Regions from separate parts of the Homo sapiens genome. Here all the other regions are linked to region 1. The links are chromatin contacts, found by Hi-C or POLR2A ChIA-PET in ENCODE. All regions are on one chromosome and are shown on one strand. Each heading gives the region's core, a stretch centred on a gene start or an enhancer-like site at or near the end of the contact. The rest is flanking DNA. Distances are from core to core; before and after follow the strand shown. Region 1 has its middle 80 kb from the start of MIR4704. Region 2 holds the start of PCDH9-AS4 (PCDH9 antisense RNA 4). Region 3 overlaps PCDH9 (protocadherin 9).

Region 1 (3,448 bases), core at 692-3,191:
TGACTGGTTAGGGTCTCAAAAGGCTATAATCAAGGTATTTGACAGGCTGTGTTTTCATCTGATGGCTTGACTGAGGATGATTCCATATCCAAATTTTCTCACAGTGTTGGTAGAATTTATTTCCTTGTGGCCATTCAGCTGAGGGCCTGCCTTCTTGCTGGCTGTTGGTAAGAGGTCATCCTCAATCAATTCTGAGCAGCTGTCTATAATTTTTAGAGGCAATGTCACAAGTGATTGAAGTAGAAAACTATCCTTTCACTGACTCTAGTTACTAGCAATGATGTATCTGATAGAAATTTCTAGCTGAAGAGCAAGAAAAAGCAGATGTTAAGAAAGTATCATCTATTATATACTCTGACAGTTAAAAATATTTTCAATTCTTTTGTGTTAGTCCACAAGACAGCTGAAAAAAAGGAAGGTGGAAAACACATACATGTAACCCAAAGGATGTCAGCAATTAGAGAACTTTGCTTCTGTGTCACAGATGGCAGATAAATGTGACATCAATACAAATTTTTGACATATTTTAGCTATGTAAATACCTATTTTTTAAAAAACAGGACAGAGATTACTATTTAATAATTTTGATTCCTGTATGCCAAATTAAGATTTAAGGTCTAAGTTGACCACACAGGTCAATCTTTTTCACTCCCATTTTTCACTGCTGAAATGAACAGTGTAGAACTGAAAATGAAAGAAGCAAAAGAACTGTGTTTATGAGCTTACAATTTTTGAGGAGAGTGCTTTTAAGAGACTTCAGAATGAAGTCACTGAGCAATATTACAACCATATTTTGAAAACCCTTAAAATGAACTGTTTGCAATGCTCTCATAAATGCTCTCTTCTGAGCTCAACCATTTCTGTTTTCTTTCTGCCCATGTGCTTGAATGTTGCCCTAGAGGCTAAGGAATATCAGTCATAAGCACTAGAGTCAGACTGTGGCCAGAGTTGATACCAATGTACAAATCTATCTTTCTCCATTTGAACAGCCTGCTAAGTTCTGCATGCAGCCTCTGGCTTTGAATGGTTTTTTAACTCTTCTGTAATGTATACTCTGAAAATATAAGGGCTATATTATTTTTTATCTCTCTACCCACTGGCCTTTTTTCCCTTCTATTCTCTCATTTGAATGTCCAGTTTAGATCTAATGAATCTGATGATTACCTCAAATTCCCTAACGTGAGTGTCTCCAACAATATCATGGTTCCAAGACATCTTTGTCTTCTTCTTCAATTACACAAATGACGTATTACGAAATAGAGCAAGAGAGCAAACAATAGCAATTTAATTTTAGAATAAAAGTATTGTCCAGGTTTCTCTACAGCCTGTGTTTAATCAATAACTTTAAAATAAAATAGGAGTAATAGGAGAATAAAGGCATATGATAAAGCACAAATTTCGGGTACAGAATAAAGTTCTCTCAAAGCCTTTGGCTCGGAAAAAAAAAGATAAGAATAATATCAATGATGTTGCTGACATTTTCTCTACTTTCCCTCACTGTCCACTGTTGTCTCTTCACCCTTCTAGACTGTCTTAACTATTTCAGAGGATTAAACCTAGCTGTTATACAAAAGCACATCCAGCAGACTTGGTTTTTAACCGAAAACTAAAATTGGGCAATTTTGCTACTTATGTCCACCCAAGTGTTAAATGATGTATCAGCAAAATAACCATTTGTAAACTCCCCCTTCTGTAAATGAACATTTAGAAATGCCGTGTCAAAGACAGTTCAGTTCTACTTTTTAAAAGGGCATATCCTGTTCATAAACATAGACGCCTATTCTTACTCATATCAGAATACAGACCATTACCACTGAATTGGAGCTACAGCCACACTCATAAAATAAAACTAGTGATAGTTTCTCTACTAAGAAACCAACCACACGTATAAATTCATACACATTATGTGGTTCTGGTGTCTGCCATCTGCAGCACATAAGCAAATTCCCCTAATTACTGACATCTCTCCACGAAGGCCCATGTTCTCTATGTGTGTTTTCCACTTCCCTTTTCATCAGCTCCCTTGTGGACCAAAAGCACCACTTCTGCCAGGTGAGCTTAACAGATGTCATCTTCTGATCTTGCCAGTAAAAGGTCTGTTGCTTTGTTTTTAGTTGGGATTATTTCTTGTTAGATTGTACAATGATTGTGCTTTTCAAACTGAGCCACCAGCTTGTAGCCCATGTTTCAGCATACGATCTTTATCAGAATTAGAAATTATAGTCTCAGAACACCTATGGCACACCCATAAGAGGTATATAAAGCATGCCAAAAAAAACCCCATGAAAACAGTGATGAATGAAGAATATGATGGGGCCAGATACCAAGAAATGAGAGCAAGCAGTACTCACACCTAGTGTGTGTGCAAGAGGTAACACCTAGGGATAACTCCCGGGTCAAGGCTAACAGGCATGAGGAAGAAAGCAAGGTATGTAAACTTGGAAGATGACAAAACATTTTCATAGAATATGTTTCTTTCCCGCAATTTTTCTTTGAAAATTCCAGGTTCTGCCCCTGTATGTTAGCCTTTTTTTAAAAAAACAAACAAACAAACAAAAATCCTAGTATCTGAGGCCACTGTTTCTGTCAATGAAGACTATGTTCCACTATGTACTTCCTCAAATTAACCCAATTCTTTGATGTCTACCTATATTTTTACTGGCATCTCCTTCCTGTAATAAGCATTGATTTCCTTCATTTCTACATTACCATCGTGCTTATGATCTTTACCTTACAAAGCTAAACTTTACTCAGTCATTCCACAAATATTTACAAAGCTTACAGCATGTCCCAGTTGTCCTTGACATATGTTAGCTTTTTTCTTCTACTTAGATATAAACACTTCAAGAATAGGTATTTTGCGAGATAAACGTGTTTTCATCTCTCCTGTATTCTTTAGTATAGTATAGGACACAGAGTTGAAATTTAGTATGCACTTTTTAAGAAAAAGATATGGTGGTATTACATGTAGAAAAACAGATGTAAGTATTACAATTAAAACCAAATATGGACTAAGCATATTCGCTTTATATATTGAAAGTCAGTAGGTAAAATCAGCAACAAATTTGCTGGTGAAATTGCAAATTAGGTCATGAACTGGGGCTATAATGTTTGGTATGCTAAAAAGGGAACAGATTTAAAAATCTGTCAGAGTAGAATGGTTAGGATCATAACTGTTTGGAAACAAGAAGTGAAATTAAGATAAGCTTTTATAGCATGGCTTCTAGGCTGAGGGATGGATGACTGAACAAATGGTAGTATCATGAATCAAAAGAATGGTTTTTGTTGTTGTTTTTTGTTTGTTTTTGGTTATCCTCTATCTCCCACACTAGGCTTACTTTCAGCTTCTGTACCTAAGTCTGATTTCCTGCCAATTTTACTATCCAAGATGGATAAACTTTTTAGTTCACAAATTTTTTTTGACAAATAACAAAACAGAAACCAAATG
Region 2 (3,448 bases), core at 368-2,867, 850 kb after region 1:
CACTCATTAAATTAGCTAGAAATATTTTCCACATCTGGCCCACCAAAATCCCAAATGACCTTATGAAGTTAGAAAGTCACATCACTATTAGGAATAGAAAAGTTCCTTCACACAGAGATTGTAGCCATTAAATGTACTAAAATTTAATTTCATCTTTCCAACGATTTGCTTCCTATGCTCATACAAATACAATTATTTGAGAAACAGAATAAAATGTATTCCTCAACTAATTTTATCAAGTAATGAATGTCACTTCCTGATTGTAGAAATAGCACTTTATGAAATTACTCCATGATCCCAAGTCTTTTTTTCACTCAACCTCTTTACCAGGAAGACTTTCATCTCAGCTTCAGCTCTAAATCACTTTATTCATGAATAATGAACTAACGATCCTGTGTACTTGTGAATTATTTTAGATATCTAAATTATTGTTAAAATTTACATTCTCACTTTATGTGACAGAATGTCTAATTGAATATGCACTTGGTATAGCAGCCACTTCCTCAGACTCTCAGAGAATATTAAAGAACAGGGTGAGGTATTAGCAAAACGGGAACATAAAAAATTGAACAAAAAGGTATATTTCCTCACACTAACAGCATTTTTACCTGCACTGTAGAACAATTAAGAATTACTATTCTGCTAAGTGCCTAGGCCATTTTCTTAGAAGAAACAAATAAGCACTCTGTAACAGCACATTTCAAAGACTGATAACAAAATTTTCAGTGCATAGCAGTATAATAAATGTATCATTAACTCTTTGTAACTAACAAAGATATTTAAGATGGAAGAAAAAATGTTTTGGGTTTCTTCGTTTTGTTTTTCTGTAATTATCTGCAAAATTTTTAAAGCCTTAGCAAATTTTAATAATAGTCCAGTGAATGACCCCATTAATCTAAAGGCTAAACTGGATGAAGCCTAAATAATCATCTTGTATGTCTTTATATCTTGAGTGCTAAACAGAATAAAGTTCTACAACTTGGAATATTTTAAACAATTATAAGCAACAAACTCCAAGCATTAGCTATGCCTGGATTGGTGAAAACTTGAGTGACAGTACTTGTTAATACAGTTCATCATCTCCCTCTCTTTCCTTTGCTCAAAAGAATATAACATTTTTCATACTCTAAAAGAATATATTAAGCAAATGTAAGAAGATACATATACATATACATATAGGTTAGGTTCTTACATTTGCTTAATATATCATATTCTTTTTTATATGTAAAAGAATATATCATTAGTATATCATATTCTTGTATATACTCATATATACAGAATATGTATATTCTTTTATATATAAAAACATATATACACATATATAAAACAAATATATACATATAAACACATATATATAAAAACATGTATACATAAATATACATATATATATAATTCAGTGACAAGCACAATTGATAGCAATTTCTCACTTCAAAAATTCACATCTCTGAAGAGGGTAAAGTAGATGTTTCCACACTGAATTTCTAGTAATAATAATATTTATGTTTACTTAATTTGATGTAATCATCATCCAGCAGATAATCAATATATTTCCATCTTCCAACTCCTACTTATCCAAACTTTGACAAAAATGCTCCATGTTGTTTATAACAGATAACTTTTTCTAGTCAACAATACGCTTATTACATAAAATATCCATGAAAATGGGACCTGGGCATTATCTCTCAAGTTTGGTTTCCTTATTATTGTTTAATGTTAATTTTCTTTTCCAGAAGGCTCATCTGAATATATTTTTAATATTAGCGGGTTTTTAGAAAAAAATACGTCCTTGACTCCAACTTGCCAGTTACACATCTCATCTGGACCAGAGTCGGTAATATATTTTCTTGTTATTTTTCTGTGATACAGTGTCCTGAATCTGTCAACAGTGCATAACTTATCTCTATATATGACAGGATTAAGAGGGAGCTCCAAGACATCAGCAGGTGTAAACCCAATTTTGTAAGATCAATCCATTACTATCTAAAAACTATAAATAGAGAAGAGTAGATGAGACACATTTTTTTTTTCCATTGCAGTGGACAAGAGCAAGGCTAGTGGACGTTATAAAGTATTTGATCATGTATGTCAAGATGAAGAATGTATGAATTATGTAGTCTTACCAAAATTAACTGTCTCCTATATATGTTACCAAAAGGTTGCATACTAATAAGAAAAAATATATATTAAAGAATCATGAGAGATCTCAAAATAAAATTACTTTCTCCAGTTACATAATATTTTTGAAAGCATAATTTTGATTTCTTTATAAACTTAGAATCCTTTATTAATTCAGTTTTCTTCAAATTTGACTTATATATTGAAATTTCATTTGACTAACTACTTTTTAATTCCATTAACATTTTCACCTGAACTCAAGTCTGAAAAATAATTTTGAATGAACATTTAGAATGAAGTTGATGTGAAAACAAACAAACAGAATCCGAAACAAAATGAATTCTGTATTTCAGAAGTAAAGCACCCTTTTCATAAAGGAAATAAAATATTTTCCTCCATGGAAAATAATAGTGTTTCAATGAAGGATACTAATAAATTTCACTAGCATAAATGGAAACAAGAAAAAGATGTAACATAAAAATCATAGTGCATATTCATGATATTAAGAGAAGTCTCATGCATTAATGTTTAGGAAGGTAGATAAAGATAGATTATTGTGTTTAAGTATATGGGTTTTTTTTAAATTTAAGATCATATTCTTCCAATTTGGTGGCAGTTTTAAGTCTGTATTTGATAGAATAAATGTTTTTGTCTAATGTTACAATGAAAGGCAGTTTCATATACTCCAGATTTTTTGATAAATATATTAGGATAATGACCAGTAACCTCTACATAATGTTTTATGACTGGTGACCTAGCAGTGAGCACATTATAACCAGAGGATTCTGGAAGAAGAAAGGCAAAGATATTCCCTAGAAAAACAAATGTTTCGATCATCTCTACTGATAACTGCACTCTTCAAGTAGTTTCTGAGTACTTACTGTGTTTTACATCTATGCTAGTGGTGAGAGTGCAGTGGAGGAAAGGTACTGCCACTCTGTCAAGAACAAGCTATGGATCTAACATGATATTGGGGAAATCACCCCCTCCAGCGGAATGATGCAAGCTGAAATTCATACCAAGCCTTCAGAAATCCTGTTTGCTTTCCTTGGCAGTGCACCAGCCTGACTCCATCTAAACAATGGTCTTCTTTTTAACTCCTGTTCCTCTTTGGTGACTTTAATTCATTTATTCTTTAATATATGTCAGCACACTTCTGTTGGAAGACGAGCTCTTTTAATTTTGCAACTCTTTAATTTGTTTCCACTTCACAACTCCCTGACATTCTTAGATAATTGTAATGGTTGGTTATATATTTATATATATAGGCTAATTGATTACTTATTTCAGGCATAAAGCCCTGAACAAGTTTGAACTAGTCACAGCAACAAAC
Region 3 (3,448 bases), core at 271-2,770, 520 kb after region 1:
GGATATGCCTAGGTTATATGCAAGAACAATGCCATTTTCTATCAGGTACTTAAACATCTGAAGATTTTGGTATCTTCTGGGTTCCCAAAACCAGTCCCCCGATTGTACTAGTAAAACCTTGCTTTTGTTAGATTTTGGTTGTTTGAATTTTTTGTGTTGAGTGGAAATAATGAATACAATAATCAGAAACACTATTACTTTGAGATATGTTTAATTTGTAAGTAATGTTTATATCTCTTTGAATTTCCCAAGTTGATATAAAAACACATTTATTTTAGGTTAAGAGGTACCTTTAGCTTTTAAAGATTATTTATGTGTCTGTTCCAGTCTATTGCTTAAACTATAGAATAAACAATTCTTAAGGGTAATATTTAGTCATGATCATTTATTGGTTAATTTACTTTTTATTTTTATGTCCTTCCTCAAAACTTTCATGAATGTATATACATATAGCAATCAATTTTATCTTTTCTCTACAGCATTAACATGAGTTATCTTCAGATTTAAAATGCCAAAATCATTGTATTTTACAAACACAATTTAAACACTCATTTGTTTATTCACAATGTTTTCTTAAACATGTATCTATACATTCTAGGTTCAGGACATGCCACATAATCAATGTGCTAAGTAAGTATGATGTTGTAATTTAATTGTTAGAATTATTTTCTTAATGGTATATAAAATGATGATACTTTGTACTTTGCAATCTATGACTTTTCCTATCTGTTGAAATTCTATGTTGATATCCAAGAGGAGGAAAAGATCAGAACGAACATTTTTAAAGCATTTATTGTTTTCTGGTGACTACATTAAGAGTTTTATGTTTTATATCATATTCATCAAATTATGACTTAAGAATTAGTGTCTTCTTTTTGCAAAGGATAAAATAGACTTCAAGACATATAAAAACTAGCCTCCTCCAAGTCATATTTTGTAAGTACAATTGTCAGGATCAAATCCCTTGCTTATTTGCATATACTTTCTCCATTGCAAAAAACAAAACAATAAAACACAACAACAACAACAAAAAGCAAAGCCTAAATTATCACAGATGATGAGAAAATTAACCGAAATTAAAGAAATGATAATAATAACAAAAATATATTAAATGGCCAATGCAATGGAAAATCGAATACTCTTCCACTAGTTTATAAGCACCATGTAGACAAGGTCATGTTTGTTTCACTGTCAAATATATAAATGTATCCCTAGCCTTAGAACAGTGCTCAATAAGTATTGACTAAATCATAGAATTTGTCTCAAAGGCTTATTTTGTGCATGCACTAGTCATCCAAAAAGAGGTAAAACACCATTAGGTTTCATCAGACTTGATAATAAGTTTCACTACATTTTATATCCTTGGGGAGGACCAGTGCTCCAAGTCAGAATGACTTACAGAAAAACAACTGCTAAAATAGGCCTTGGAACATTTGAAACCAGATACAGTTTAATGTGGTTTATCCCTCCACTTAAGTTATGTTTGTGTGTGTGTGTTTGTGTGTGTTTGGTAGAACAAGCAAAGAAGAGGTTTGCTTAATCTTTCGCAGGTTTTAATTTTCTTCTCCAGTTTTACATCACGTGAATCCTGCTGCATCTTCCCTGAAAGACTTTTTAAACATTTTTTTTTTCTGTTACTGCTTCTGCCTGCTCAGCCTCCTTCCCCGATCTCTTAATTCTCTATATCTTCTGTTCTCAACTTAACTCCACCCATTAAATCATCAAAGAAGCTGATTTGGGGTGTGTGCCTGTGTGTGTGTGTTTTAGCTTATTTTTAGCTAGGACTAGCGCATGTACAAGTGGCCAAAACTAGTGAAGTATAACAAGTTAACAGCAGAGTCAAGGATGACACTATTTAAGGTGCCATTGCTTTGCATGACACTGAAATAAGCTTATTAACTGCTGGCGAATTCTAAGCTACACCACCTCAAAGTGGTAAAGATTTAAGTCTTTCCAATGTTTGGAGCTAAACGAATGCCTAAAATCTTTCTCTTTTTCTCTCTAGCTTTTCTCGGAGTTGAAAGTGATAACACACCACCACATGGTCAAGTGAATCATAACCTGCTGGGGCTTGAGGTATGGAAGACGAACAGTGGAGGAAAAGGTATCTTCCAGCCTGGTGAAATGCCGTGGAAATGTGAGGCCATTTATTTTTTCTAAATGCCCCAGCAACAGCTCTCATTCACTTGCAGAAGCAAGAGCTGTTCTGACTACTCACAGTATATGGTGAGATCTTTATTTCTTTGCCTTTTTTTTTACTGTGAGTTTCCTTTTTTGTCATCATTGACCTTATAATGAATCACTGCACTGTCTGAGTAATGAGGCTGCAGTAGATAAGGTCTCCTGAGAATATGAAGGAAGAAGTATGTTCAGCAACTGATTACTGACTTATCCACCTGATTATAGTGACCAATCTACTCATATATCTGATTTCAAATGCCCAATACAATGTTAATAATCTTATTAAAACTTCTTTGCAGTAAAAATCAAACTTCTTTGGTTGATGTTTTTTCTTAAATTTTTAAATTCTAAGTAGAGCAGTAGTTTTAAGATTGCACAATACAAATATTTTAGTGATGCTTCTGGAAATCCATCTAGCAACTTGTTATTTACAATATACTATTAGTAGTACATTATAAATAACTGAAATCTAAAACATAATTCATAAGGAATACAGAAAGAAAATAGAAGGGAGGATATCAGTTTAAATATCATATTTAACAATTTGATACTTGGAAACAAAATAGTTAAAATAATCAATCCCATTTTATTTTCTTTTTACATTTTATTTTCTTTTTAAGAATTTTGATTTGCTTCTGGAAATATTTTATATTTTAGTGATGTTTCTGGAAATCCATCTAGAAACTTGTTATTTACAATATGCTATTAGTAGTACATTATAAATATCTGAAATCTAAAACATAATTCATAAGGAATACAGAGAGAAAATAGAAGGGAGGATATCAGTTTAAAATAATAATTTAACAATTTGATATTTGGAAACAAAATAGTTAAAATAACGAATCCCATTTTATTTTCTTTTTAAGAATTTTGATTTGGTGACATGCTGGTTTAGCAATAGCCATAATTATGCTGCCATTTCCTGTTTCCTTTATTAACTAAGAATTTCAAGATGAAGAACCTTATTTCTTATAGAAAGTTAGCTGAGCATTTTCCTTTCCCTTGTTGGAACTGAAGAATTGAGATAACTCAGAAACCTAACACTTCGATATGAGTTCTAGTGCTAGGAGGATGAGTGTCCTTCATTTTGATCTTTGCTAACTTTAAGTGACACTTCTCATTACCCCTCACCAGCTCTTCCCCAAAGCATCCTGCCTTTTCACAAGCTGTGAATGAGAACTCTGACTGGCGTTACCAATATTGTTTGCTGAGTAATAGTTTGTTTTCAATGTGCGGCTTCAGGATCATTTACTAATTAAAATTGCTT

Evidence for each region. Hi-C counts contacts between places; a loop is a spot of excess contacts on that map. ChIA-PET counts read pairs that join two places held with the same protein, here RNA polymerase II (POLR2A). Pooled maps may share reads with other maps.
Region 2: a map with no recorded cell type shows a loop between it and region 1 (4-fold over the local background). The contact joins the promoter of PCDH9-AS4 here to the enhancer-like site in region 1. A Hi-C loop is called at or near these places in 1 of 168 maps with a recorded cell type or tissue (OCI-LY7), 14 of 37 single-sample maps with no recorded cell type and 5 of 50 pooled maps.
Region 3: a map of OCI-LY7 shows a loop between it and region 1 (10-fold over the local background). The contact joins two enhancer-like sites. A Hi-C loop is called at or near these places in 1 of 168 maps with a recorded cell type or tissue (OCI-LY7), 6 of 37 single-sample maps with no recorded cell type and 4 of 50 pooled maps. POLR2A ChIA-PET finds 5 or more read pairs at or near these places in 1 of 52 experiments (OCI-LY7).

What each region holds. Positions count from the first base shown.
Region 1 is chr13:66,136,715-66,140,162 of GRCh38, forward strand. No RefSeq gene overlaps it. Among named protein-coding and RNA genes, the nearest start is that of MIR4704, 80 kb to the right of the region's middle. Within about 2 kb of position 1,942, at least 2 of the 41 ENCODE cell types and tissues checked have a DNase peak (open chromatin) inside an H3K27ac peak, as active enhancers do; they include OCI-LY7, where a contact is called at or near this core.
Region 2 is chr13:66,989,269-66,992,716 of GRCh38, forward strand. PCDH9-AS4 (PCDH9 antisense RNA 4) reads left to right here and starts at 1,618. Exons shown (of 3, transcript NR_046637.1): 1 at 1,618-1,831. All of the region lies in intron 2 of PCDH9 (protocadherin 9), which reads right to left.
Region 3 is chr13:66,658,056-66,661,503 of GRCh38, forward strand. The region is part of intron 3 of PCDH9 (protocadherin 9); the gene reads right to left. LOC105370247 (a long non-coding RNA gene) reads left to right here. Exons shown (of 3, transcript XR_007063818.1): 3 at 2,006-2,090. Among named protein-coding and RNA genes, the nearest start is that of PCDH9-AS2, 170 kb to the right of the region's middle. Within about 2 kb of position 1,521, at least 4 of the 41 ENCODE cell types and tissues checked have a DNase peak (open chromatin) inside an H3K27ac peak, as active enhancers do; they include OCI-LY7, where a contact is called at or near this core.